Regions from separate parts of the Homo sapiens genome. Here regions 2 and 3 are each linked to region 1. Evidence: read pairs that join two places in POLR2A ChIA-PET (ENCODE). Cell type or tissue: GM12878. All regions are shown on one strand. Links, peaks and the distances in the headings refer to the core of each region. The heading gives the core; the rest is flanking DNA.

What was found. ChIA-PET counts read pairs that join two places held together with the same protein. Peaks named below come from ENCODE experiments on the same cell type or tissue, not always from the same donor. Only the 100,000 strongest peaks of a DNase experiment are listed, where the experiment ranks them.
Region 2: POLR2A ChIA-PET joins it to region 1 with 6 read pairs; 4 of 35 experiments call an interaction of 5 or more read pairs at or near these places.
Region 3: POLR2A ChIA-PET joins it to region 1 with 6 read pairs; 2 of 35 experiments call an interaction of 5 or more read pairs at or near these places.

The regions. Positions count from the first base shown.
Region 1 is chr17:29,719,843-29,725,590 of GRCh38, reverse strand. All of the region lies in intron 3 of SSH2 (slingshot protein phosphatase 2), which reads left to right. Among named protein-coding and RNA genes, the nearest start is that of SSH2-AS1, 83 kb to the right of the region's middle. RefSeq lists a silencer at 1,815-1,914. In GM12878, for the core only: no CTCF peak of the experiment used is centred there; DNase peaks (open chromatin) are centred at 1,710, 2,257, 2,720 and 3,759; H3K4me3 peaks cover 1,110 bases; H3K27ac peaks cover 2,500 bases.
Region 2 is chr17:29,832,032-29,837,779 of GRCh38, reverse strand. The region is part of intron 2 of SSH2 (slingshot protein phosphatase 2); the gene reads left to right. It overlaps LOC124900390 (a long non-coding RNA gene), which reads left to right and starts at 1,977. Exons shown (of 2, transcript XR_007065694.1): 1 at 1,977-2,309. In GM12878, for the core only: no CTCF peak of the experiment used is centred there; no DNase peak of the experiment used is centred there.
Region 3 is chr17:29,322,126-29,327,873 of GRCh38, reverse strand. No RefSeq gene overlaps it. Among named protein-coding and RNA genes, the nearest start is that of NUFIP2, 31 kb to the right of the region's middle. In GM12878, for the core only: no CTCF peak of the experiment used is centred there; no DNase peak of the experiment used is centred there.

The sequences.
Region 1 (5,748 bases), core at 1,614-4,113:
GACATAAACTCATTCTTTTTTATGGCTGCATAGTATTCCATGGTGTATATGTGCCACATTTTCTTTATCCAGTCTATCATTGATGGGCATTTGGGTTGGTTCCAAGTCTTTGCTATTGTAAATGTAGCTGCAGTAAACATACATGTGCATGTGGCATGTGTCTTTATAGTAGAATGATTTAGAATCTTTTGGGTATATACCCAGTAATGGGATTCCCTGGCTTTTTTTTTTTTTTTTTTTTTTGGAGACTGATTCTTGCTGTGTCGCCCAGGCTGGAGTGCAGTGGTGCAATCTTGGCTCACTGCAACCTCGGCGTCCTGGGTTCAAGCAATTCTCCTGCCTCAGCCTCCTGAGTAGCTGGGACTACAGGCACGCACCACCATGCCCGGCTAATTTTTTGTATTTTTAGTAGAGACGGGGTTTCACCATGTTAGCCAGAATGGTCTCGATCTCCTAACCTCGTGATCTGCCCGTCTTGGCCTCCCAGAGTGCTGGGATTACAGGCGTGAGCCACCGTGCCTGGCCGATTCCCTGGCTTTTATAAAAGTTCATTGCTGTATTCCAGTGCCTTGAATGGGACCTGCTACATAATAAGCTCTCAACAAATACCTGTTGAATGAAAATCTGTGATGTATTCTTGAAAAGTTTTCAAACCAAACTGAGTTTCAGAATCAACTAGAACACCTTCAGAAAAAATTAACGGCCAGGCACGGTGGTTCACACCTGTAATCCTAGCACTTTGGGAGGCCGAGGTGGGTGGATTGCCTGAACTCAAGAGTTTGAGACCAGCCTGGGCAACATGGTGAAACCTTGTCTCTACTAAAATACCAAAAATTAGCTGGGCATGGTGGCATGCGCCTGTAATCCCAGCTACTCGGGAGGCAGAGGCAGGAGAATTGCTAGAACCCGTGAGGTGGAGGTTGCAGTGAGCTGAGAATGCACCACTGCACTCCAGCCTGGGCAATGAGCGAGACTCTGTCTCTTTGAAAAAAAAAAAAAAAAAAAAAAAGATTTGGTAATCTGGGTCCTTAGAATAGGGTTTTGTTTTTTTTTTTTTTTTTTGAGACAGAGTTTTGCTCTTGTTGCCCAGGCTGGAGTGCAATGGCACAATCTTGGCTCACTGTAACCTCCGCCTCCCGGGTTCAAGTGATTCCCCTGCCTCAGCCTCCCAGGTAGCTGGGATTACAGGCATGTGCCACCACGCCCGGCTAATTTTGTATTTTTAGTAGAGATGGGGTTTCACCATGTTGGTCAGGCTGGTCTTGAACTCCCGACCTCAGGCCATCCACCCACCTCGGCCTCCCGAAGTGCTGGGATTACAGGTGTGAGCCACCCTGCCCGGCTAGAATAGGTTCTGACATCCACATTTTAAAACCTCAGTTAGATTATATGAGTACAGAAAGAATAGGCACCTTCCTCTGTTTTGCATGTATTACACCTTTGAGTTAAAATCTGTATCTAGTTGATTAAATTATAATTTGGTCTGTTGTAGCTTTTGCTGTCACCAACAGGAAAATGTGGGTCCTGTGAACTATGTGGAATTAACTGACTGAGAATTCAGGAAGAGGAGCTTATATAGGACCTAAGAGAGGCTACTGTGCCTGAACAAGAGATTTCCCACATCTTTTGTAGTCAGTTTGCCCAGAAGGTAGATGTATGGGAGTATCCCATACAATACACCCAACTTCTCAGAAAAGGGAAGTTCAAGACAGAACACCAGATAGAACTTTGCAAGTAAATTTTTCAAGTGGAAGAAGTTCCCCCTAGCATGAGGCCTGATTAAAGGCTGCAAACAAGAACAAATAAGGCCTTTCCTGTGGTTTGTATGACAAATGTGGGCTTTCTCACCTGCCAGAAGAGCTGCCCTACCCCCCACCCCAGAATCACTTTGGTCCTTTATAAAAATTGAAAACACAGAATAATATCATTAAAGAAAATTTTCAAAAAGAGAAAAAATTACCCACAATGTTAAGTTCCTTACTTAGGGCCATTTCCATTCCTGCCATGTTACCTTCCCGTTCTTCACATGTACCAGAGAAGAGGTTTTGTAATATCTTCCATACTTTCTTATCTTCCAAAGTGTTCTTGAGTCTTCAGCTTCCCTATTGCCATTTTCAGATCACATTCATTAAGCACTGTGTATATAGCGTTACACTGGGCACTATATAAAGCAGTGTGAATGGCAATTTCCCTTCATTGCCTTACATGCAAGAGCAAACAATATAGGCCTAGGAGTATTCATTTAACTAAACAGAAATAAAGTTAAACATATATCAAAGCAAGGCAGTAGAGCAGATGAACAACTGTATTGTCTTTGCTTTTACATGAGTTTTCTGTACATGATAAGCTTTTTTTTATTTGGAATTGGAAAATGAAGGGAGGTTTGGGGCCATTTGCATCTCACCCAGATTTTTATACAGTATATTGTACCATATCTCATCTCCCACAGAGATGGGATATCTTGCCCACAGAGATGGGATATCTTGCATAGAGCTAAGTAGTGCTACTGACAGAGAACCTCAGTCACTTAAGTGGAGACATATGGGCAGCTTAAGGTCTCCTTATTTGAGTAGTAGACATTGCCGATGGCAAAGCATTTTGGGAAGAGGGGTAGCTCATAAATGAGGAACTTAATCTAAGAAATTATTTGTTCTTCAGCCCTGTGGCTTCGGATTGTTGGTTTCTTCACGGTTCACTTTCTCTCAGGCTCCACCCCTCTCTCACTGCAGAGAACTTGTTGACAGCAGCTCTACTTTTTCCAGTCTTGCACAAAGGCAGATGTCTGAAAATTTAGCTTACGCAAACCATCTGTGTGCTTGACTCTGTTCCCACGGTGTGTTTTCCTGTACTGCCCCTCCCCACTTTTCGGTCCTTTTTAAAAACTGAAAACACAGTATAATAACATAATTTAAGAAAATTTTCAAAAAGAAAAAAATCACCCACAATATTACTATCCTTATTGATAGCTGTTTTCATTCCTGCCATGTTATCTTCCCGTGCATAGCTTTTTGCGTAATTGTGTCCTTTGTCTTAAGCAGAAGTTCAGATACTTTGTCATTTAGCCACTTCCCTGTTTTTCTCCTGGCATTATCTTTTGGTTTTTGGTCTTGAGTTACTCAAAGGACATTGCAGCTTATCAGTACTCCATCGATGAGTCCTTATTTTTATTTTCCTTTCTGACTTTTGAAACCCAAGTACTCTAGAGTATGGCTGAGATCCAACTTTTTAAAAGTAAGACATATAACATGTGTGAAGGATTTTTTTAATATTTAGAAACTGCTGTTGTAAATTACACTGACTTTTTTTTTTTTTTTTTTGAGATAATGTCCCGTTCTATTGCCCAGGCTGGAGTGCAGTGGCGCGATCTCGGCTCACTACAACCTCCACCTCCCGGGTTCAAGCAGTTCTCTGCCTCAGCCTCCCGAGTAGCTGGGATTACAGGTGCCGGCCACCATGCCCAGCTAATGTTTGTATTTTTAGTAGAGATGGGGTTTCACCATCTTGACTAGGCTGGTCTTGAACTCCTGACCTCGTGATCCACCCTCCTCAGCCTCCCAAAGTGCTGGGATTACAGGCGTGAGCCACTGCATCCGGCCTTACAAATTACATTGACTTTCAAGAAACATTACCCTGCCCACCCAAGGACAGTCTCATTTAGAAAAAAGACATGTCTATACTTTTCTGCCCTTTGTTGAGTTGCAAGCCTCATTTCTTCTAATACCTGACTAATCTTGTTAGTAATAGTGTTTCACTTGTAACTGGTCGTCTCCCTTTTCAGAGCTGTTATGTCTCACCCTTTGTCTTCTTAATGGTGAATAAGGACACATCCATGCCTCCTCATCATTTTCCCTTTCTTGTTTGACAAAAAGAACAAAATGGACCATGTTTCCTTGTTTTGGTAGAAAGTTTGTTATTGAATATCTTCAGCCACCTTCCTTTCAGAAACCGTAATCCCCAATACTTAGACATTTGAAGGGTTGGACCTGTGGTGTCTAGGGTCCCCTGATGACTTAGGAAGTCTGCAGGATTTACATACAGCTTTTCTAGCTGTCTTACTGTGTGAGAAAACAAAAGACCCTCAGAATTCTAGCTTTCCTTCCAATCATTGCAGAGAAATTTTGCCTTTAGTAGTAAAGCCGGTGGTTAAAAGTTTTTCCTTTTTCCCTTGTTTTCCTGGGTCCTGAGTTGCCACTGGGGTAGATTATAGGACCTAGCTCGACCAAAACCTAAAAGCAATCCAGGGAACAAGTGTAGGATTATACTGCAATGTCCGTTCTATGCTGGAGCAAATATATAATGAATCTTAACTTCTTTTCTCTGATACATTTAAAACACATATGAAAGTTAAATTTACTCTTGGATCATTTTGATTAGGTTATTTTCCTCTTTTTCTAAACCCTAACTAAAATGTTTGGAATTATTGTTATTTCACATCCCACTCTAGAGTACTGCAAAATACTACTGTGTGATCTCTTTGTCCCCAGCTCCCCAAGAGCTGTGGATCATTGCGTCTTCATAAATTTACTTTAAAATGTGCATTTAGTGAATTTGAACTGTTAAACATTGGATTGGACATCAAGAAAGCTTAATAAATTAAATTTGCAAGAAACCAGTAGAGTGAATTTTTCATCTGTAATGGTGTTACAATTCTGTAGTGATTCTGTAAGGGGAAAAGACTAGGAAACAGAGAACACTGGATGGGTGAAAAATTGTGAGGTAATTAAGGACAGTGACTTCTACTTGCTTTCTCTTTTCCCTTTTCTTTGACAGGTCCTTAAATTGTCATTTGGACTTTGCCTTTTGCTATTTTTTTCTCTTCCTCCTCCTGTTCCTCCTCCTCCATCATCGTTAATTTTTTTTTTTTAACAAAAGTTAACTGCTTTTGCAAGTGTCAGAACCTAACACTGGCAGCAGTGCCCCTCCTAGATTTCATTTGTGCATTAGTGCATGGCCCAAGGGATCTGTAATATGCATTTAAACAGTTACGAAAAGAAGAATTTGTCCAGGGACTTTAAAAAGTCAGGCAGTCCAGCGATAGTAGAGAAAACCAGGCAGTAGATTTAAAAGAGATTCAACATACTTTACCATGCCTTTCTCTGTTCCCCGTGGTTTAATATTTGGGAATTAGTAACTTTGAGGAACTTTTAAGAGGTCCTACTGGCAATATATTTTTTATGTTCAGCCTAGTAAGGTAGAAAACAACTATAGAAGAGATGGTTTGGTAAGGAAAATTGAGAAACTGTTGTTTTGCAGATGGAGTTCAGTTTTTGTGGCCAATTAATTTTGAGAGTTACTGGTAAGGTTGAAATAAAGTAGCACTGAACTGACTCAATTTTTTAAATAACAAAAAAATTCCTTGGTGTTCTAGTATTTGAGAATTCACTTTTAGAACCCTATTGGTACATTGGTGGATAACACTACAATGGGACTGTGGTGTCCTTGTTGTACAGAACAGGCAAAGAATTCAAAATGCTAGAGAGCCAGGGAGTGATGTTTTAAACAAAAACAACAAAACTTGAAAATAGGCCTGTAGGCCAGGTACAGTGGCTCATGCCTGTAATCCCAGCACTTTAGTAGGCCAAGGCAGGTGAATCACCTGAGGTCAGGAGTTCGAGACCACCCTGGCCAACATGGTGAAACCCCATCTCTACTAAAAAATTACAAAAATTAACTAGGCACAGTGGCAGGTGCCTGTAATCCCAGCTATTTGGGAGGCTGAGGCAGGAGAATCACTTGAACCCAGGAGGC
Region 2 (5,748 bases), core at 1,366-3,865, 110 kb before region 1:
GATGCAGGTGGCACAGTGGCCCCAGCCAACCCTGTGCAAACAAACCTGATGCTCCTGGGACCAGCCCTGCAAGTCTTGGCTGTGTCTTTGGCTGGGTTCTCACAGGCTCCTGGGATGTGGCAGGGAGCAAGATTGAGGCCACAGCAGAGGCTCTGGGCCTGGGAGAGTGGGTCCTGACCAGCCGTGCGAGGGTGGGGGTGGTGCAGTTGGCTGCCTCGGGGACATGGGCCACAGGGGTCCCACCGCCACCACTGCTGCTCCCATAGCTGCTCCTGCTGCCACCACCCATGCCTCCCCACTACAGCTGGCAGCTACAATGGATAGCCCACTGCTGCCACCAGTAAGATGGTATCTATCACTGGAAATTGGATATTACTGGGGTGTTTTATAGCCAGATTAATTTTTTCCTTTCTTTCCGTGAATTTCTAGAGTGCTGCCACTATTGTACTCAAGCACAATCTTTCTCAACCCTAGTTTGCTATCTAAGATGTCTATTTTCTTACTTTTTTTTTTTTTTTGAGACAGAGTCTCACTCTGTTGCGTCACCTAGGCTGGAGTGCAGTGGCATGATCTTGGCTCACTGCAACCTCTGCCTCCCAGGTTCAAGTGATTCTCCTGCCTCAGCCTCCCAAGTAGCTGGGACTACAGGTGCTTGCCACCACACCTGGCTAATTTTTGTATTTTTAGTAGAGAATGGGTTTCACTATGTTGGCCAGGCTGGTCTTGAACTCCTGACCTCAAGTGATCCGCCCTCCTCGGCCTCCCAAAGTGCTGAGATTATAGGCATGAGCCACCACGCCCAGCCTAAGATGTCTATTTTCTTAGTGCTGAATGTAAAGTCCTGGTGAAGCTGTAATTTCAAAGCTATTAGGCAAGAAGTGTTAACCTTGTAGAGAGCAATGGATGACCCCGGTTAAGACAAATGTCATGAGAGTTGTAAATTTAACAAATTCTTAATCTCAGTGGATCCTGTCTGCTGAGTCACTCCTAATGCCTTTTGTATATTTTCTGTAATCTCAACAGTGTGCTTTGGCAGTAGAAAAGCGGTAGTAATTTTTCCTCTCACTTTATAATTAGAAAAGTAGAGTTACAAAGGCCATGACTTGCTGTTAAAACCACAAATAACTGAAAAGATGGCTAACATTTCTTGAGCACTACCATGTGCCTGGTTAGTAAAAACAAATGTTAGTACGTACGTTATTTCACATTACATTTCTGATGTCAGTAGTATTTATCCCTGTTCTAGAAGAGATATTCTTGTTTTCTGAGTTTTGAGAAAACTGAGCTTATTTATTCCACAATTATTTAAGTCTACTCTGTGGCAGGCACAGAGCACTAGGCAATGGGTATTCAGTGATGAACAAAGCAAACTCTGCCCTTATGGAATTTACAGTCCATCGGGGAAGACACAATAAAAAACATAAATATTCAATTACAGAATATGATAATGTTATGAAAAATTCAAATGGAAAAACGATGATAAGATTTATCATTTAGATAAAGGATGTTCAAGAAGGGCCTCTCTAACGTGGTGATATATTTAAGGGATTTGCTTAGGATCACACATCTATTAAGTGATAAAGTTCAAGTCTGATTTCCAAGGCTATGCTCACCATGCCATTTTGCCTGTCAGATATGTACTTGGAATCCACCCCAGGGTTGTGACTCACATCTCTGGTCATATAAGCATTCATACCATGACACTGTACCAAATTTTCAGAAGAGGCATTATAAAATTTATAAATAATAAAATTATTAATAATAATAATTCTTTCAAAAGAAACCTGTCTCCTAAAATGCTTCCTTTTTTTTTTTTTTTTTGAGACGAAGTCTTGCTCTATCGCCCAGGCTGGAGTGCAGTGGCGTGATCTCAGCTCACTGCAAGCCCCGCCTCCTGGGTTCACGCCATTCTCCTGTGACTACAGTCGCCCACCACCACGCCTAGCTAATTTTTTTGTATTTTTAGTAGAGATAGGGTAAAATGTTTCTTTAAGGAGAGCCCAGGAGGCAGCAGGGACAAGGGAAAGAGAAGAAAGGGCTATAAACAGTATATGAATTTCAATAAATTATAGAGAGAGACACAGCTCCAAAGAAGCTGAAAATCTGCTCTAGCTGCACTAGGTGCATTTGCATGAGGAAGTGCCCTCCTATCATGCATGAGCTGGGGCTGGAAATTCCACTTTGGATCAACATCTTACTTCCTGGTCTTACTTGAACTGAATTTGCAGGGCCTGGTCCAGGAGCTGAGCAGAAGACTGCTCATGGAGGAACCTGACTACGAAGTGTCAGATGATGGTTAGATCCTTAAGGTATCTGGAAAGAATGTGGGTGAAAGGGAAACTGTTCTTGGGAAGGGAAAGGACCAATGTGAACAATGAAATACAACCTTGAATTTGAATGCTATGGTCTTCTTCTGAGTCCAGTGCAATGCCGTTTTGGCTAAGTTTTTTTTGTTGTTGTTTTTGTTTTAGGGTTTTCCAACAGAGTTCTTCTGAAATGCCCTTTGCTCCAAAAGAATCTGTCCACTTATTCTTTTTGCCCCAAAGAAATAACAGCAGTTCTTAGGCTAGTCAGATTCTGTAGAAGTGTGATGCAGTTTTTCTGATTCTGGATTATAAACCTGCTTAGATTTGAATAATGCCTAGTGGGAATTTCTGTTTGGAAAGGTTTCATATACCATAGTCATATATGCATCTTACCTGATGATTGGTTGTAAAGATTATAGATTGACTTGATCCTGGCAATCTGACATTTTAGTCAAGAGTTATAATAATGATCAAATGCTTTGACCCAGAAATCTAACTCTTGAATATTTCCTCTGAGGAAATTATATTTTTTAAAAAGGATATGTACTAAAATTTTAATGAATATTTTAGTAATGAGAGGAGGGAATGGTTAAGTAAACTATGGTAATATAGTGAAGCCATTAAAGTGAAAAACTTAATTAAAACTATATAGTTCCATGAGAAATTGTATAATTAATATTAAATGAATGGAAAAAAATTAAGTTGCCTCTCTACCTCACTCTGTGACAAAATATAGATGGATCTGAGAATTAAGTGTAAAAAATTTGACACCACAAGGAAGATCATGTAGGAGAATTTTTTTATAATCTTAGAGTAGGGAGGATCTTTTTATGACACAAAACCCAGAAACAATAAAAGAAAACATTGCTAAATTCAAGTACATAAAGTCAAAAAATCTACATTAAAAGATCTTATAAACAAAGTCAAAACCACAGGTTGGGAAAAAGACTTTCAACACATGACAAAGAGCTATTTTCTATAATACATAATGTGTTCTATAATATTTTTAGATTTTTAATATTTATGTATACATAGTAGGTATATATATTTATGGGATAAATGAGGTATTTTGATACTGGCATACAATGTGTAATAATCACACCAGGGTAAATGGGGTTTCAATCACGTCAAGCATTCATCATTTCTTTGTTACCTGCCAATTCAATGTGATATCAGACTTATTTTTATCTTTGCCTGTTTGAGAGGTAAAAACAATGTATTAGATATGAGAACTATTGAATATTTTTTTCAAATGTTGAGGAGCCATTTGTATATCTTTTTCTTCTGTGAAAGTCATTTAACTTCTTTTGTGTATTTTTCTATTGTGTTTCTGATATTTAAAAAATATTATATCAAGTTAATTTGTCATCAGTTTAAAATAACGGGTTACAAGATATTATTTGCAACCTTCATGGGTAACCTCAAAGCAAAAAACCTACAATAGATACACAAAAAACATAAAGCAAGACATTAAAACATAACATCAAAGAAAATAACTTTCAAAAAAGGGAGGGTAGGAAGGGAAGGAGGCAGGGAGGGAGGGAGGGAAGGAGGCAGGGAGGGAGGGAAGGAAGGAAGGGAGGGAGAGAGGGAGGGAGGGAAGGAGAAAGGGAGGGAGGGAGGGAAGGAGAAAGGGAGGGAGGGAAGGAAGGAAGGGAGGGAGAGAGGGAGGGAGGGAAGGAGAAAGGGAGGGAGGGAGGGAAGGAGAAAGGGAGGGAGGAAAGAAGGAAGGGAGGGAAGTAGGGAGGGAGGGAAGGAGGGAAAGAGAGGGAGGGAAGGAAGGGAGGGAGGGAGGAAGGAAAGAAGGAAGGAAGGAAGGAAGGAAGGAAAAAAAAACAGAAAACAAATAACAAAATGACAACAGTAAGTCCTTACTTATCAATATTAACATTGAATGTAAATGGACTAAACTCTGCAATCAAAAGACATAGAATAACCAAATAGAGAAAAAACAAGATCTAATGATCTGTTGCCTATAAGAAACACACTTCACCTATAAAGACACATATAGACTAAAGATAAAGGAATGGAAAAAGATATTCCATGCCAATGGAAACCAAAAAAGAGCAAGGGTAGCTATACTTATATCAGATAAAATAGATTTCAAGACAAAAACTATAGAGACAAAGAGGACTATTATATAATGATAAAGGAATTAATTCAGCAAGAGGATATAACAATTGTAAATATATATGCACCCAACATTGGAGCACTCAGATATATAAAGCAAATATTATTAGAGTGAAAGAGAGAGATGAACCCCAATACAATAATAGTTGGATACTTCATCATTCCACTTTCAATATTGGAAAGATCATCCAGACAGAAAATCAAAGAAACAGCAGACCTAATCTGCACTATAGACCAAATGGAACTAATAGATATTTACAGAACATTTCTTCCAATGGCTACAGAATACACATTTTTTCTCAGCATATGGAGCATTCTCAAGAACAGACCATATGTTAGACCACAAAACCAGTCTTAACAAAGTAAAAGAAAAAAATGGCTGGGCTCTGTGGCTTACACCTGTAATCCCAGCACTTTGGGAGGCCGAGGCAGGTGGATCACCTGAGGCCAGGAGTTCAAGACCAGCCTGGCCAACATGGTAAAACTCTGTCTCTACTAAAAACACAAAAATTATCTGGGTGTGGTGGTGCACACCTGTGATCCCAGCTGCTCGGGAGGCTGAGGCACAAGGATCGCTTGAACCTGGGGGAAGTTGCAGTGAGCTGAGATCATGCCACTGTACTCCAGCCTGGGCAGTAGGGTAAGACTGTCTCAAAAAAAGAAAAGAAAAAACTGGAAAACCAAAAAAAATTGAAATCAAGTATCTTCTCTGACCACAATGGAATAAAACTAGAAATCAGTAACAAGAGGACCTGTGGAAACTATATAAATACATGGAAATTAAACAGTATGCTCCTGAATGACCAGCAGGTCAATGAAGCAGTTAAGAAAGAAATTTTAAAATTTCTTGAAACAAATGGGTAGAACAAAATTTTATAGCCATCATTCATTTATTCAAACATTACTTAAAGGAAAAACAGGGCCAGGCTCACGCCTATAATCCCAGCACTTTGGGAGGCCAAGGCAGGAGGATCACTTGGGTGCAGGACTTCAAGATCAGCCTAAGCAGCATAGGGAGACTCCATCTCTACCAGAAATTTAAAAAATTAGCTGGGTATGGTGATTCCAGCTACTCAGGAGGCTAAGGTGGGAGGATCCCTTGAGTCCAGGAATTCAAGGCTGCAATGAGCTGTGATAGCACCACTGCACCCTCACCTGGGCAACAGAGCGAGACCCCATGTCAAAAAAAACAGAAGATAGCTTTTATCCTCAAATGCTCAAAGCCTAGAAAGACAGATTTATAAGTAAAATGATTGAAATACAGTGTGGTAAGTACAGTAATAGAGAAAATGTGTATAATAGGTACAGTTGC
Region 3 (5,748 bases), core at 1,366-3,865, 400 kb after region 1:
TTTTGTTTATTTTTGAAACAGGGTCTTGCTCTATCACCCAGGCTGGAGTGCAGTGGCATGGTCATGGCTCACTGCAGCCTTGACCTCCTGGGCTCAATTTTTTTTTTTTTTTTTTTTTGTAGAGATGAGGTCTCCCTATATTGTCCAGGCTGGTCTCGAACTCCTGGGCTCAAGAGATCCTCCCACCTTGGCCTCTCAAAGTGCTGGCATTACACAGATGTGAGCCACCGCTCCCAGCCCTCAATCCTTTTCAAATTTTAATATGAAGATGAATCTCCTGGGAGGATCTTGTTAAATGCAGAGTCTGATTCAGTAGGTCTAGGGTGTGGGACGAGATTCCTTCCCTCCCTCCCTCCCTCCCTTCCTTCCTTCCTTGCCTCCCTCCCTCCCTCTCTCTCTCTCTCTCTCTCTCTTTCTTTCTTTCTTTTGACAGAGTCTTGCTCTATCGCCGAGGCTGGAGTGCAGTGGCACTACCTTGGCTCACTGCAACCTCTGCCTCCCGGGTTCAAGCAATTCTCCTGCCTCAGCCTCCCAAGTAGCTGGGATTACATGCGCATGCCACTACGCCCAGCTAATTTTTGTATTTTTAGTAGAGACGAGGTTTTACCATGTTGGCTAGGCTGGTCTGGAACTCCTGACCTCATGTGATCTGCTCGCCTCGGTTTCCCAAAGTGCTGGGATTACAGGTGTAAGCCACCGCGCCCGGTCATGTATTGCTGATAGGATCCCAGATGATACTGATGATACTGGTCTGTGGAGTAGCAAGGCTCTAGCTTAAGTGTTGTGATTTATTTAAATTTAAATGTATAAGAGACACTGTCTTAATGTGTTTGGGAAGCTACAGCAAAACACCTGATACTGGGTAATTTATAAAAAACAGAAATTTATTACTCACAGTTCTAGAGGCTTCCTAGCCCAAGATCAAGATGCCAGCAGATTTGACATCTGGCAAGGGGCCCTGTTCCTCAGAAATGGCACCTTCTATATGTCCTCACACAGCAGAAGGGCAAAAAACTCCCTCAGGCCTCCTTTATAAGGGCACTAATTCCATTCTCAAGGGCTCTGTCATTTGTGTTTTTTTTAGAGACAGGGTCTCACTCTGTTGCCCAGGCTGGAGTGCAGTGGTGCAATCAGCTCATTGCAGCCTCAAACTCCTGGGATCAAGTGATCCTCCCACCTTAGCCTCCTAAGTACCTGGGACTACAAGTATGAGCCACCTTGCCTGGTTAATTTTTTAAAATTTGTATTTATTTATTTATTTATTTATTTATTTATTTATTCCCAATAGAGTCCTGCTTCATTACCCAGGCTAGAGTGCAGGGGCGTGATCATGGCTCACTGTAGCCTCAACCTCTTGAATTGAAGCAATTCTCCTGCCTCAGCCTTCTGAGTAGCTGAAACTATATGTGTACACGACCATGCCTGGCTAATTTTTGTATTTTTTTGTAGACACAGGGTTTTGTCACGTTGCCCAGGCTGGTCCCAAACTCCTGGGCTCAAGCAATTCATCTGCCTGAGCCCCCCAAAGTGCTAGGACTACAGGCATGAGCCACTGCGTTGGGCCTAATTTTTTTGCTTTTTAGATACAGAGTCTTGCTATGTTGCCCAGCTCATCTTGAACTCCCAGCCTCAAGCCATCTTCCCACCTCAGCCTCCTGAGTCACTGGGATTATAGGCATGAGTAACCACACCCAGCCCCACCTCTTAATACCATGACCTTAGGGGTAGCATTTCCACATATACTTTTTTTTTTTTTTTTTGGGATAGAGTCTTTCTCTGTTGCCTAGGCTGGAGTGCAGTGGCGATCTCGGTTCATTGCAACCTCTGCCTCCCAGGTTCAAGTGATTCTCATGCCTCAACCTCCTGAGTAGCTGAGACTACAGATGCACACCACCATGCCTGGCTACTTTTTGTATTTTTTAGTAGAGATGGGGTTTCACCATGTTGGCCAGGGTGGTCTCGAACTCCTGACTTCAAGTGATCCGCCTGCCTCAGCCTCCCAAAGTGCTGGGACTACAGGCATGAGCCACCGTGCTGAGCCTCAACATACGAATTTTGAGAGGACACATATGTTCAGACTATAGCAGATATATATCCTTTAGCTCATATACGGTCTGGGAGCAGCAACAACCCAATATCAATGAGCACACCAAGTGCCCTTATCTTGGTTTCTGTTTTTTTGTTTTTGTTTTTGTTTTGTAGGTTTCGCCATGTTACTCAGGCTGGCCTTCAACTTCTGGACTCAAGCGATTCACCCACCTCGGCCTCCCAGAGGGCTGAGATTACAGGTGTGAGCCGCACTGCCCAGCCGATATCTTGGTTTCTATATGGTACTCTGTTAAAAGATTTCAAGGATGCTGGGAAATACAGCTTATTCCAGGTCTGGGATATGAAAAGTACAAGATAAGCTTGGAACAATATATTGTGCCAAAATAAGATAGTATTCAAAGAATAATGGGAGCATGTCAAACAACACAGAAGCTAGCTCTATGGGATTAAATTCGGGACAATAAGAGCATCAAAATAAATAATATAGTAATGAATTATATAAAATAGGAATCTGGGCGCGGTGGCTCACGCCTGTAATCCCAACACTTTGTGGGGCTGAGGCGGGCAGATCTCTTGAGATCAGGAGTTCAAGACCAGCCTGGCTGATATGGTGAAACCCCATCTCTACTAAAAATACAAAAAATTAGCCTGGTGTGGTGGTGTGCACCAGTAGTCCCAGCTACTTGGGAGGCTGAGACACGAGAATCCCTTGAGCCCAGGGGCAAAGCCTGCAGTGAGCTGAGATCGTGCCACTGCACTTTAGCCTGGGAGACAGAGTGAGACTCTGTCTCAAAACAAACAGACAAACCCACAAAAAACCAGCCAGGAAATATTGTGGACGCTAAAACTAGTGAGTGAAAATTTGATGAGGAACAGAATATTTGTATAGTCTCAAAATACTTCCCCTCAAAATACTTCATAATTTCAAAGTGAAAAAGTAACTTTACAGTGGAGAAACCTGGCAGATACCACCTTAATCAAGTGATCAAAGTTGACATTACCACTAACAGGACAAATTGAAATTGTGCACCACCTGATAGGATGTAATGAGAAAAACACAGCATCACTTCTGTGATAATCTTGCCAAAAATAAATTACTTGACTCTATTCATGAAGAATCATCAGACAAACCTGAGGAATATTCTACCAAATAATTGGCCTGTAATCTTCAAAAGTGTAAGATATTGAAAGTCAAGGAAAGATTGAGGAACTACTGTTTCAGATAAAAGGACACAACTAAATGCAACATACGATCTTGGGTTGAATGCTATAGCTACAAAGGGCATTAAAGGGACAATGATGGTAGTAATGTATCAGTGTTAATTTGCTGATTTTGATAATTGTATTGTGGTTATGTAGGAGAATATTTATATTTGTAGGAATTACACTCTAATTACATACTGTATTTGTGGGTAATGGGACATAATGTTGTCAACTTTCATCCAAGTAAATTGGGGAGAAAGTTATTTATAGTATTCTTATAAAAAAAGTAAACTTGTGATGTTGAATATATGACTCATTAAAGAGCACCATTATTAATCAATGACATCTATAATGTGTATAGGATATTAGTACCCATGCAGTATATTTTCTTTCTTTCTTTTTTTTTTGAGATGGAGTCTTGCTCTGTCACCCAGGCTGGAGTGCAGTGGTGTGATCTTGGCTCACCGCAACCTCTGCCCCCTGGGTTCAAGAGATTCCCCTGTCTTAGCCTCCCAAGTAGCTGGGACTACAGGCATGTGCCACCACACCTGACTCATTTTTGTATTTGCAGTAGAGATGGGATATCATCATGTTGACCAACTTGGTTTCGAGCTCCTGACCTAAAGTGATCTGCCCCACCTTGGCCTCCAAAAGTGCTGGGATTACAGGCATGAGCCACTGCACTGGGCAGTATGATAGACACTTGCTGTTTGCCTACCCAACTATTGTTCCCTCCTCCTTTTTTTTTTTTTTTTTCCTTGGGATGGAGTCTCGCTCTGTAGCCCAGGCTGGAGTGCAGTGGCACGATCTCGGCTCACTACAACCTCTGCCTCCCTTGTTCAAGCAACACTCCTGCCTCAGCCTCCCCAGTAGCTGAGACTACAGGCGCGTGCCACCACGGCTGGCTAATTTTTTGTATTTTTAGTAGAGACGGGGCTTTACCATGTTAGCCAGGATGGTTTCGATCTCCTGATTTCATGATCTGCCCTCCTTGGCCTCCCAAAGTGCTGGGATTACAGGTGTGAGCCACCATGGCCAGCCCCCTCCTCCCATTTTTTTCTTTCTAACAGAATCCCAGTTTTATTAAGATACAGATATCTGGGTCCTCCCTATCGCTAAGAGGTGAATTTTCATTGGTCTAAGCCAGTCAAGGTTTAGGCATGAGCATGTGACATAATTACGGCTAATGATATATAAAAACAGTTCTGCTGGCGGGAGTGAGAATGTCTTTGAGGAAAGATTTTTCATGCTAGTAATAAGACACCTACAGAATGAAATGATTCTTCTTCTATTTGTTTTTCTTTTTCTTTCTTTTCTTTTTTTTTGGGGGGGACGGAGTTTTGCTCTTGTTGCCTAGGCTGGAGTACAATGATGCAATCTTGGCTCCCTGTAACCTCCGACTCCCAGGTTCAAGAGATTATCCTGTCTCAGCGTCCTAAGTAGCTGGGAGTACAGGCATGCATCACTATGCCTGCCTTTTCATATTTTTAGTAGAGACAGGGTTTCACCACATTGGCCAGGCTGGCCTCGAACTTCTGATGTCAAGTGATCCGCCTGCCTCAGCCTCCCAAAGTGTTGAGATTACAGGCGTGAGCCACTGCACCCAGCCTGAGCCTCAATTTTTTAATCCATTAAATGGTAATTCTGATGGCACCTACTTCATTGGGTAACTGTGAGAATCAAGAAAGAAAGAAATAGAAAATTACTTATATAGCATCTAAGATCTCTTTTGGAAGCTCTTATTAAATAGTAGGAACGTAATACTAAAGTATCACCCACTTATCACCTTATGTAGCTTTCCGTAGAATTTTACTACCATAATTTGTTTAACTAGTTCCTTATTAAAGGACTTCAGAAGATAATAGTGGTCAAGTGCATTTGGCTTTGGTGTTGGGCAGATGTGTGTTTAAATCCCATCTCTATCACTTATTATCAGAGTAACTTTGGGTAAGTGACTTTAACCTCTCTCATCTTCAATTTTTTTATCTGAATTGTGAAAATCATTAACCTATAATTTATTCTCATGATTTGCAGATTCTGTATTTATGAATTTGCTTACATGCCAAAATTTATTTGTAACCCCAAAATCAATACTCATGATGTTTTTTCACTCATTGCTTGACACTACAGAAGAGGAAAACATTTGAGCTGCCCAAAATGCATGTTCCTAGCCAAGGTGGAACAAGGCAATGTTTTGCCTTCTTGTTTTAGCTCTCATACTGTAACAAGTATCCTCGTTGTCGTCTATTTAGTGCCATGCTTTCTACATTTCTGTGCTTTTTATTGGTGATTTCACTGTTAAAATGGCCCCCAAGTGTATTGCTGAAGTTCTGTCTACAGTTCTTAAGTGCAAGAAAATTGTGATGGAGAAAAGATGGAAAAAAGATGTGTGTTAGATAAGCTTCATTCAAGCATGAGTTATAATGCTGCTGGCCATGAGTTCAATGATTTTTTTAAATTTAAATTTAAATTTTTTTAGAGATGAAGTCTCACTAT